Regions from separate parts of the Homo sapiens genome. Here all the other regions are linked to region 3. Evidence: chromatin contacts called from ENCODE Hi-C or POLR2A ChIA-PET data. All regions are on one chromosome and are shown on one strand. Each heading gives the region's core, a stretch centred on a gene start or an enhancer-like site at or near the end of the contact. The rest is flanking DNA. Distances are from core to core; before and after follow the strand shown.

Region 1 (3,305 bases), core at 593-3,092, 410 kb after region 3:
GCAGGATCTGGGGCCAGCTCACCTCTCACGTCCCCGTCATCGCCAACTCCACCCTCTACATCAGGTTAGTGATGGAGTAAAGTGACATGCCACCTTCCTGTCCGCCAACAGGAGGAGCGGGCTGTGCCTCTTCCTGCCTTGGCCCAACAATTTCAGGGGTTAGATAGCAGCAGCTTTCTCAAGAGAAATCAGTGGGAGTGCAAATTAGCAGTGTCATTTGGGAGAGCTGAGGGGCTAGATTTCCAAGCTCGGCTTTCACAGGGAATGGACCGGTTTCAGGGCCACTAGCCACCCCCGGGCTCCAGCTTGCTGTCTTTGCTGAAAAGCTTCATGCAGAGCTTCTCAGATTGGAGCCTGTCTTGGTACATGCTTAGCTGAACAACACAAATGCGCCGTGGCCCAGGGGTCCCGTCCTGCCAGGCCTCTCTCCTCAGGGAGCCCGTCCATAGGGTCAGTTTTGTCACAGAGCACAACTGGTAAGATGCCTAGGTGGAGGAGTGAAAGAGTCACTGCGTTTCTGATTTTCTGGCAACGATTTGACTCTGTTTTGCTCTGTAATGTATTTAATTATCTGAATATTTTTCTGTTATTAGCCTTTGCTTCACTTTTGTAAATTAGATACTAGTTTTGATTGAAAAATGTAAAAAGAATTTATCTTGGAGACTGCTTATAAAAATAATCCCCAATTTTGTTGAGTAGCCCCATAATACTATCTTTTATTTTTGAACCAAGATGTCTCTCCTAAAGTCTTTTGCAAGCCCAATAAAAACAATTGGGACACCAGTATCTCCTTTTGCTTCTTAAATGAACCAGTTGTTCCAGATGTGCGAGGAGCTGCTTCTGCCACTCAGAGCTTGCTGGCTGTGCCTGGAAGGGTTCCTACAAGCTGTGTGAAGGGAGAATCATTGGCAGGGAGTTGGTATATGAGTTGATCCCATATTCATTATTAATAACTAACACAGCACCCAGGAGCTGCCAAGAGCATTCTTCAGCTCCACTCAAATGCTTCTAACTGACCCTCCTAAGAAAATGAGAGCAAGGGGACTAGTGTGAATGACTTACTTCTGGCTGAGGGTGGCTACTGGTGCCTTACTGCTGAATGTTCTAGGGCCTGTTTTGGGTAGCAAAGTACCTGGTCCATGGGAGGATATTCTTGTCCTTATCTTTGTCAGCAGATTTCCCAAGAAAGCCCCCAAATGTTGATCAAGACAGAAAATAGGCCTTTTTTGTCTTTTATGGAGATACACTGTTTAGGCTGATCAGAAATGTCTGGTGATCTACTGCCCGGACTATATTAAGCCATTTTCTAGAAGATAGGATATTAATTTAACACCACTTGGGCATATTAAGAAAATTGGAGAAAATTAGTAGTGAGAATCCAGAAATCCTCCTTTAACAAGCAAGGCACTTGAGGCGTCTGTTTAAGGGTTCACAGCCCCTGTCTGTGTGGTTAGATCTGCCCCTGCTCACTTGACTGCCGGTTCTTATCTCTAAATGCCTTTGGGAATTTACAATTTATTTGGACTTTTGGGGGGAATTCTCTAATTTATCTGTGTTTAAATGGGTGCTGTCTCATACAGTAGTAAGTTTGCGTGAGATAAGGTAACTTTTAGAATGAGAGAAAAAAAGAGGAATCTTGTATAATTAGAGTCAATGTTGGGAAAACTTGGAGGTGAGTGGGAGGGGCATTCCTGTGAATTTGATAGCACCCAGCCTGAAGGGGAGTCTTGAGGATTTAGAAGGAAAGCACATGTGAGGCCCCAGCACAATGCCTGGCAGAGTGAGAGTGCCTGGCAGAGATGAGAGGTTCCCAGCAAATATTGGCTCCTCCTTTCTTTTATCTCCTTAATGTTTTGTTGATGAAATTGACTCAGCCTGCAATCTGACCTCTGCTGGGCATTTCCTGTAATGCATCTCATGAAAATGGTAACTAATATTTAGCATTTGCCTGGCAACCTAGCATTTCAGGCCCTAAGCATTTCAACCCAAGGGAGTTTATTCATTTAAGAATAAACATTCAAGGTGCATTTACTGAGAACCTATGGTTTGCTAAGGACTGTGCTTGGCCCTGGGTTACAGAAATGGCTAGACAAGGCCCTAGCTCTCATGGAGTCACATTTCCAGTGCCTCTCAGAAGCTCCAAAATGATAGACACTGTTTAGGAAAAACTCACACTCAAAAGTATTTTTCCCTATTCTGTCACTCAACACAATAATAATCAACACAGACAGACTTCTGTGACCAAATGTCAGGGTGTGGGGGAGTGGTTCTGTCCACCACCAAGTAAGCAATCAGTTTTGCTATGGACACCAGCTGGGTGTCCTCCAATTCAATTCTGACACTATCTACCTGGAGATAGCGTCAGACCCCACAGGTTGGGGCTCAGTCCCCAAAACTACCTGCTCTTTCTGACACCATTTGCAAGGATGGGACTCCAGAACTTTTGACCGGCCAGCTTCAAGTAGGAGTTCCCACCGTTAATTTGCTGGAGCAGCTCACAGAATTCAGGGAAACATGTTTACTGGTTTATTATAAAGGATGTTACAAAGGATACAGATGAAAAGATGCATAGGGCAAGGTGTGGGGGAAGGAGCTTCCATGCCTTCCCTGGGCACATCACCCTTCAGGAACCTCCGCATGTTCAGCTATCAGGAAGCTCTCCAAACCCTGCCCTCTTGGGCCTTTTATGGAGACGTCATTGGATAGGCATGATTGACAACCATATAGAAATGTTGTTATAGAACCCAATTTTGGTCTGCTCACCCAGTGCAATAAAATCAGATACCCACACCAAGGCTGTTGCAGTGACAGAAAGGAAGGCATTTATTGCAGAGTGCTGTGCAAGGAGGACCAGGCAGCAAAATGCTCAAAAATCTGACCTTCCAGATGGCTTACAGGCAAGGATTTTTAACGGTGGGGTAAATTTCAGGAAAACAGAAGCTACAGGCAAAATTATAAATCAGTACACCGAGGTTGCACATTGGTTTAAGCTTAAAAGGGCGGGACATCTTGGGGGTAGGGGGTGCTCACAGGTAGATTCAGAGATCTGACTTGCAGTTGATCTTAGTTGCAGAAGCTCTAAGAATTTTGGGGTCAGTAGAAAAATGCTAACTTGCTAGGGGGAGTGACTTTCTCCAAGCCTCTCAAGAAGAAACTTAGAACAAAGGACGGTGGGATTGATAATAGGTACAGTTTAGTCTTCTTTTCCTCCTAATCTGGGATCTTTGTGGTGAGGGTCTTCAGTGGAGGCCTGAGCCTTTGAAAGACAACTCAGGGACATATGTTAAGATCTTATCTTTAGTTTC
Region 2 (3,093 bases), core at 137-2,636, 430 kb after region 3:
CAGCACTCTGGGAGGCCAAGGCAGGTGGATCACTTGAGGTCAGGAGTTCGAGACCACCCTGGCCAACATGGTGAAACCCATTCTCTACTAAAAATACAAAAATTGGCCGGGTGTGGTGGCGGGTGCCTGTAATCCCAGCTACTCGGGAGGCTGAGGCAGAATTGCTTGAACCCAGGAGGCAGAGATTGCAGTGAGCTGAGATAGTGCCACTGCACTCTAGCCTGGGCAGCAAGAGCAAAACTCCGTCTCAAAAAAAAAAAAGAAAATGTCGGGCTGAGCGAGGTGGCTCATGCCTGTAATCCTAGCACTTTGGGAGGCCAAGGCAGGCAGATCACTTGAGGCCAGGAGTTCAAGACCAGCCTGGGCAATATGGTGAGACCCTGTCTGTACTAAAAATACAAAAATTAGCCCGGTGTGGTGGCACCGGCATCTAATCACAGCTACTCAGGAGTGTGAGGCGCGAGAATCCCTTGAGCCCAGGAGGTGGAGGTTGCAGTGAGCTGAGATCGCGCCACTGCACTCCAACCTGGGTGACAGAGGGAGACTATCTCAAAAAAATATACATATATATATTATTCAGCCTTAGGAAAGAATCAAACTCTGACGCATGCTACAACATGGATGAACCTTGAGGACATTACGCTGAGATAAGCCAGACACAAAAGGACAAATGATGCCACTTATAAGAAGTTCTAGAATAGGCAACCTCATAAAGACAGAAAAGTACAACAGGGGTTACCAGGGGTTTGGGGAAGGGAAATGAGGAGTTACCGAGTAATGGACAGTTTCTGCTTGGGATGATTAAAAAGTTCTGGAAATGGATGGTGGTTAATGGTTGTACAACATGGTGAATGTACTTAATGCCACTGAATTATACACTTCTAAAAAGTACATTTTAAGTTAGGTCTATTTTGCTGCAATTTAAAGAAAAAAACATGGAGTGAGGGAGGAAACGCCTAGTCTTAGTTTTCCCCCATTGCCCAGCCAGCTGTGAGGTGGTGACTCGCCGGTGTGCTAATTGCCAGGCGGCGACAGAGGCAGCAGGAGCTCCACGGAGGATGCTGGCTCCGCAAACCCAAGGCCCACGGCGCCGGAAGGCCACAGCGCAGGCGCGACTCCGGCCTCCTTCCCGAGAGAAGGGGGGACCCTCCCCGCCCTCGTCCGACGAGCACCCGCGCCTGTTACCTGCAGCGCAGCCGGCGCGGTCCAGTGAAAGCGCCTCTTCAGCAGCCCGGAGACCTGGCAGGGAGAGAGGAAGATGACGGCGGGACGCAGGGTGGGCAGGGGTCGCGTGGGAATACAGGCCGCGCGCTGCTGCCTACCTCCCGAAGGGGTCTCCGCACCAAGCCAGACACCGCCGCCATCTTGGTCGTGTCCTCTATCCGCTGCCAAACGACAACAGAGGGGCCGGCAGACGTGAGCAGGCCCCGCCTCCACCGGCGCGGGCCAATGGCAAGGCGCGCCGGCTGCGTGACCCGCCCACCCGCCCACCGGGTGAGGGGCCGCGGGGCCGGGCTGAGGTGGCGTGTGGGTGGCCGTGCCCCTCTGCCTGGAGCCGCCTCAAATCAACTTTATTGACAGTAGGCGGTGACCGACAGGCGGGGTGCACGCTGGGCACACGTGCCTGGTCGGTGTTACTTGAAGCGTGGGGACTAGAAGTCAGACCCTGAGGAGCATGATCTCTGGAAGCTGGAGAGACCTTAAGAGTTAGGCCAACCTGTTGTGGGTGCTGGAATCCTTTGGGCACCAAGAAGTGCTTGCACACGCTCTACTGATGGGGAACTTAACACTTCATGAGTGAGTCTAGTCTTCCCTGGACAGTGCTGTCTGTTGATTCCTTATAATGCACATCATAGCTTTCATTGATTGCATTAAGCACCTACTGTGAGCCAAGCATTGAGATATGTGCTGTATAGCTCATTCTCACAGTACCCCACTTGGGTAATTAGTGTTATTATTATCTCCATTTTGAAGACGGTTAAACTGAAGCAGAAATTGATTAAATGAGCCGATATTTTAATTTAGGACTGTCTTGACTCTAAAGCATGGTCTTTTTCCCACTGCTTCCTAAAGCAGAAGTGGATTCCTGCTTGGGGGAAGGTTACAACAACTTTAGAGAAGGGCGGCCCTATGGATGTAGCAGGACAAGCCGCAGACGAAACTCCTCAGACACCGAGTTAAAGAAGGAAGGGGTTTATTCGGCCAGGGGCATGGGCAAGACTCTTGTCTCAAGAGCCGAGCTCCCTGAATGGGCAATTCCTGTCCCTTTTAAGGGCTCACAGCTCTAAGGAGGTGTGCGTGAGAGGGTCATGATTGATTGAGCAAGCAGGGGGTATGTGACTAGGGGCTGCAAGCACCGGTAATTAGACTGGAACAGGATAGGGATTTTCACAGTGCTTTTCTATACAATGTCTGTAATCTATAGTTAACATAACCGATTAGGTCGGGGTCGATCTTTACCAGGCCCAGGGTGTGGCACCAGGCTGTCTGTTTGTGGATTTCATTTCTGCCTTTTAGTTTTTACTTTTTCTTTCTTTGGAGGCAGAAATTGGGCATAAGACAATATGAGGGGTGGTCTCCTCCCTTATGGGGAGGTGCCAAACACTTGGCCATAGGGACAACCTCTGGAAGCTCATTAGTCTTAATTTGGCCCTTGGGGGTCAGATGGGACAATTGAGCACCCAGTCTCCACCCATCCCCAAGACATTCCAAACATTCCCTTCTATGGATCACAGCTGCAGGCTGCCAAATTAGGAATTTGCAACTTCCAGTAGGTTGCTGACTGGGAATGGGAGGGGGTGGAGGCAAAGGCAGAACAGGCGGATGCTGGGAAGTCTGTGGCAGCAACAGAGGCAGACTAGGAGGCAACTTCCAGATGGAGAGGAGGGGGACAGTTTTGAGATCTATTTGGGCTAGAATCAATAGGAATGCTGTAAGTGCTAGGGAAGAGCAGAGGAAAATTTTGGATTTTTGTCATTGCTGGATGGATAGATGGGGTAAGGGAGGAGCCTGGGGCAGTGTAAGTGCCAGGAGCTGGGGAAGTAAGAGTGTATTTTTGTTTATTTTTTGAGATGGAGTTTCACTCTGTCACCC
Region 3 (3,402 bases), core at 215-2,714:
GCTCATGCCTGTAATCCCATCACTTTGGGAGGCAGAGGCTGGTGGATCGCTTGAGGTCAGGAGTTCAAGACCAGCCTGGCCAACATGGTGAAAGCCCGTCTCTATTAAAAATACAAAAATTAGCGGAGCGTGGTGGCGGGTGCCTGTAATCCCAGCCACTCAGGAGGTTGAGGCAAGAGAATTGCTTGAACCCAGGAGGAGGAGGTTGCAGTGAGCCGAGATTGCACCACTGGACTCTAGCCTGGGCAACGGAGTAAGACTCCATCGCAGGAAAAAAAAAAAAAAGGAAGATGTGCCTATGGAGAGAGGACTGTCTGAGGTCTGAGAGACTCCACCTGACATTGCAGGCTTGCTTTTCTGTTTTTTTTTTTTTTTTTTTTTTTTTTGAGACGGAGTTTTGCTCTGTCGCCCAGGCTGGAGTGCAATGGCACCATCTCAGCTCACTGTAACCTCTGCCTCCCAGGTTCAAGCGATTCTCCTATCTCAGCCTTCCCAGTAGCTGGGATTACAGGTACGCGCCACCACACCTGGCTAATTTTTGTATTTTAAGTAGAGATGGGGTTTTACCATGTTGGCCAGGCTGGTCTCGAACTCCTGACCTCAGGTGATCCACCCACCTTGGCCTCCCAAAGTGCTGGGATTACAGGTGTGAGCCATTGTGCCCAGCCCATTGCAGGCTTTCACAGAGAAAAGGGGCAGGAGTCAGGCGCGCAGGCAGCTTCTGGAAGTTAGAAAACACAAGGAAACAGATTCTTCCCTACAGCCTCCAGAAGGGAATGCATCCTGCCAACACTTTGTTTTTAGCTCAGCAAGACCTGTGTGGGCCATCGAACCTACAGAACTGAAGGATAATACATTTGTGGGTGTGTGTTTTCAAAGACACTAAGTTTTGGTAACTTGTTACAGCAGTAACTGGAAACTAAGACATGCAACAAGCCTTATTGTTCATTTTTACCACCACTACTGGGCTGTTGGTTATGGTGGAATTACACTTTTCTCTTCCATTAGGCTGTGTGAACTCCTTGAGGTTGTGCAATACGTTTGTCTGATTTACTACTGGTTAGCAGGCTCTGAGAAGAATGGCTGGTACACAGGCGGAGCTCAATAAAAGCCCTTACTGAATTTTATTCAATCTATATGTGGATGAAGACCTCCGCCCCGCGCGCCCCTCCCGCAAGTCCCACTGAGGCCCGACCCATTCTGTCCGGCTCCCAGCCCCCGCGGGTCCCCCCACCCCGGGGCTGACCGGGTGATTCAGGCAGCCCTACATCCTGCTGGGGTGGTGGGCTTCGAGCGCGGGTCCCAGGACGCAGTGGGGCGCAGTGCCTGCGGCAGGCGGCAGGAGGCGAGCGTGGCCCAGGAACTCCCGCGGGAGGGTCGGGACGGGGCGGGGCTTGGGGGCGGGGCGGCTCAGCGCGCAGGCGCGGGGCCAGGCGCCTCGCGCGGCCAGGGGCGGGCGGCCGCAGAGCAGCACCGGCCGTGGCTCCGGTAGCAGCAAGTTCGAACCCCGCTCCCGCTCCGCTTCGGTTCTCGCTCCTTCGGCCCTTGGGCCTCCAAACACCAGTCCCCGGCAGCTCGTTGCGCATTGCGCTCTCCCCGCCACCAGGATGCCGGTAACCGAGAAGGATCTAGCTGAGGACGCGCCTTGGAAGAAGATCCAGCAGAACACGTTCACACGCTGGTGCAACGAGCACCTCAAGTGCGTGAACAAACGCATCGGCAACCTGCAGACCGACCTGAGCGACGGGCTGCGGCTCATCGCGCTGCTCGAGGTGCTCAGCCAGAAGCGCATGTACCGCAAGTACCATCAGCGGCCCACCTTTCGCCAGATGCAGCTCGAGAATGTGTCCGTGGCGCTCGAGTTCCTGGACCGTGAGAGCATCAAGCTCGTGTCCATCGGTGAGTTCTCTGGCCGGGCCCAGGCGCCCACTGTGGTGCCGACCCGCCCCCGCGCGTGCACCCCTGCGGAGGGCGAGGATTTCCCGCAGCGCGCCCCCACCTCGGAGATAAGGGGGAGTCGTCCCCAGGGGTGGGTTATAGGGGGCCTAGACCCCCTCCCCGGTGTCTTCCCCTGGGATGGGACCTGTTGTGATCGCTCCCCGCCATCCGCCCCAGCAGTGCACCTTTGGCTGGCTAAGGGTTGAGGGTTTGGGCTGGGGTCACAGGAGGAGAGGTGGAGTTGTTGCATTTCTCTACACCTGGGGCGCCCCTATGGGAGCTAGGGGACTAGAAACCCTCGTTCGCTGTCCCCGGGGGCGGGCCCTAGGGTCAGATGCTCCGCGGAGTGCTCTCCCTGCTGCGCCCAGGTTGGTGCTCTCAGAGGCAGCTGAATGGGCGTTGGCTCGGAGGCCGGGCCGTGAGACCTGAGGAGGAACCGTTCTCTGCGCCTGGGGCCTCCCTGCCCAGGTGGAGACAGAGACCTGGTACCTTCCCCTGCCGTCGCTGGAATGGGTGTGGGCCCCGAGGTTGCAAGGGTAGGCGCGGGTGTGTGTCCTCGCTCTCTCTGCTCCCAGCTCAGCTCTGGCCGCGCGCCGCAGGTTGAACCCACTCCTTGCTGCCGAAGTTATAATTTAGAGATGGTGGTGGTAACAGTAATTGCTGTCTTGTAGGGAGCCCAACTAGCGTCCACTGTGTACCGTCAGCCTTCTAAGTTATCTCCGTCCCTACGCATCCTGCCATCTGGGGTGAGGCTAGACCCATTTTACAGATAAGGGGGTCCGGAGGGTTAATTGACCTGTCCAAGGTCAGCAAGTAGGGCCCAGCTGAGAACTGAAGGAAGTGGGCAACAGTTAGAAGGAGGCTTTGTTTTCCTCTCCTCTCCCAAACCTACACCAGGGTCTTCCTGAAAGGAGGGAGGGAATTGGTGTCTCTTGCTGGACTGGGCCTTCTGGTCTGGGGAGGAAGAATAAGGATGAAGTCTCCCTTGTGGTCTGAGATAGTTGGAGGCTTCCCAGAGGGCCACAAGGCTACTGATAGTGTGGGCTGTGATGGTAGGGGCTGTGATGTGTGTGTGCATGTGGGCGTTTGTGCAGAGAACGTGTGTACACACATAGCATGTGTGTATAGCATGTGCATATGCAAAGAGTTTGCATGTACACGGAATGTATGCAGAGAATGTGTATCCACCTACACGTGTGTATGGGTGTGTGTATGTGTGTGTGTGTATGTGGGTGGGTGGGTGTGGGTTGGGGCAGAGGAGGGTTCTGGGTCTGGATCTCTTCCTAAGGAGAACCAGGGACTGGCCCTGGCCTGTGATTTGGGTCTCTTCCTGAGGAAACCAGGTCACTATAGTGACCCTAGTGACAGGAAGAAAGGGAGATGGGTGTGGCTGCCAGGACTTTCTCCAGTGGAAAAGGGATTCCCTCTAGGCTGAGCCTCCCCTGGGCCTTAGGGCCTCACCCT

The links. A loop is a pair of places that touch in the nucleus more often than their neighbours do. ChIA-PET counts read pairs that join two places held with the same protein, here RNA polymerase II (POLR2A). Pooled maps may share reads with other maps.
Region 1: a loop to region 3 is called in a map of CD8-positive, alpha-beta T cell, with 3 times the contacts of the local background. The contact joins the enhancer-like site here to the promoter of FLNB in region 3. A Hi-C loop is called at or near these places in 2 of 168 maps with a recorded cell type or tissue (CD4-positive, alpha-beta T cell and CD8-positive, alpha-beta T cell), 1 of 37 single-sample maps with no recorded cell type and 9 of 50 pooled maps.
Region 2: a loop to region 3 is called in a map of CD4-positive, alpha-beta T cell, with 2.4 times the contacts of the local background. The contact joins the promoter of PDHB here to the promoter of FLNB in region 3. A Hi-C loop is called at or near these places in 3 of 168 maps with a recorded cell type or tissue (CD4-positive, alpha-beta T cell and CD4-positive, alpha-beta memory T cell), 2 of 37 single-sample maps with no recorded cell type and 10 of 50 pooled maps. POLR2A ChIA-PET finds 5 or more read pairs at or near these places in 2 of 52 experiments (T-cell and activated T-cell).

Annotation. Positions count from the first base shown.
Region 1 is chr3:58,412,900-58,416,204 of GRCh38, forward strand. It overlaps PXK (PX domain containing serine/threonine kinase like), which reads left to right. Exons shown (of 18, transcript NM_017771.5): 17 at 2-64. Among named protein-coding and RNA genes, the nearest start is that of PDHB, 19 kb to the right of the region's middle. Within about 2 kb of position 1,843, at least 3 of the 41 ENCODE cell types and tissues checked have a DNase peak (open chromatin) inside an H3K27ac peak, as active enhancers do.
Region 2 is chr3:58,432,446-58,435,538 of GRCh38, forward strand. PDHB (pyruvate dehydrogenase E1 subunit beta) reads right to left here and starts at 1,387. Exons shown (of 10, transcript NM_000925.4): 1 at 1,323-1,387; 2 at 1,186-1,239. The coding sequence starts at 1,364. It overlaps LOC107986092 (a long non-coding RNA gene), which reads left to right and starts at 1,150. Exons shown (of 4, transcript XR_007095933.1): 1 at 1,150-1,797. RefSeq lists enhancers at 1,143-1,362, 2,405-3,014 and a silencer at 1,423-1,662.
Region 3 is chr3:58,006,958-58,010,359 of GRCh38, forward strand. It overlaps FLNB (filamin B), which reads left to right and starts at 1,465. Exons shown (of 46, transcript NM_001457.4): 1 at 1,465-1,899. The coding sequence starts at 1,608.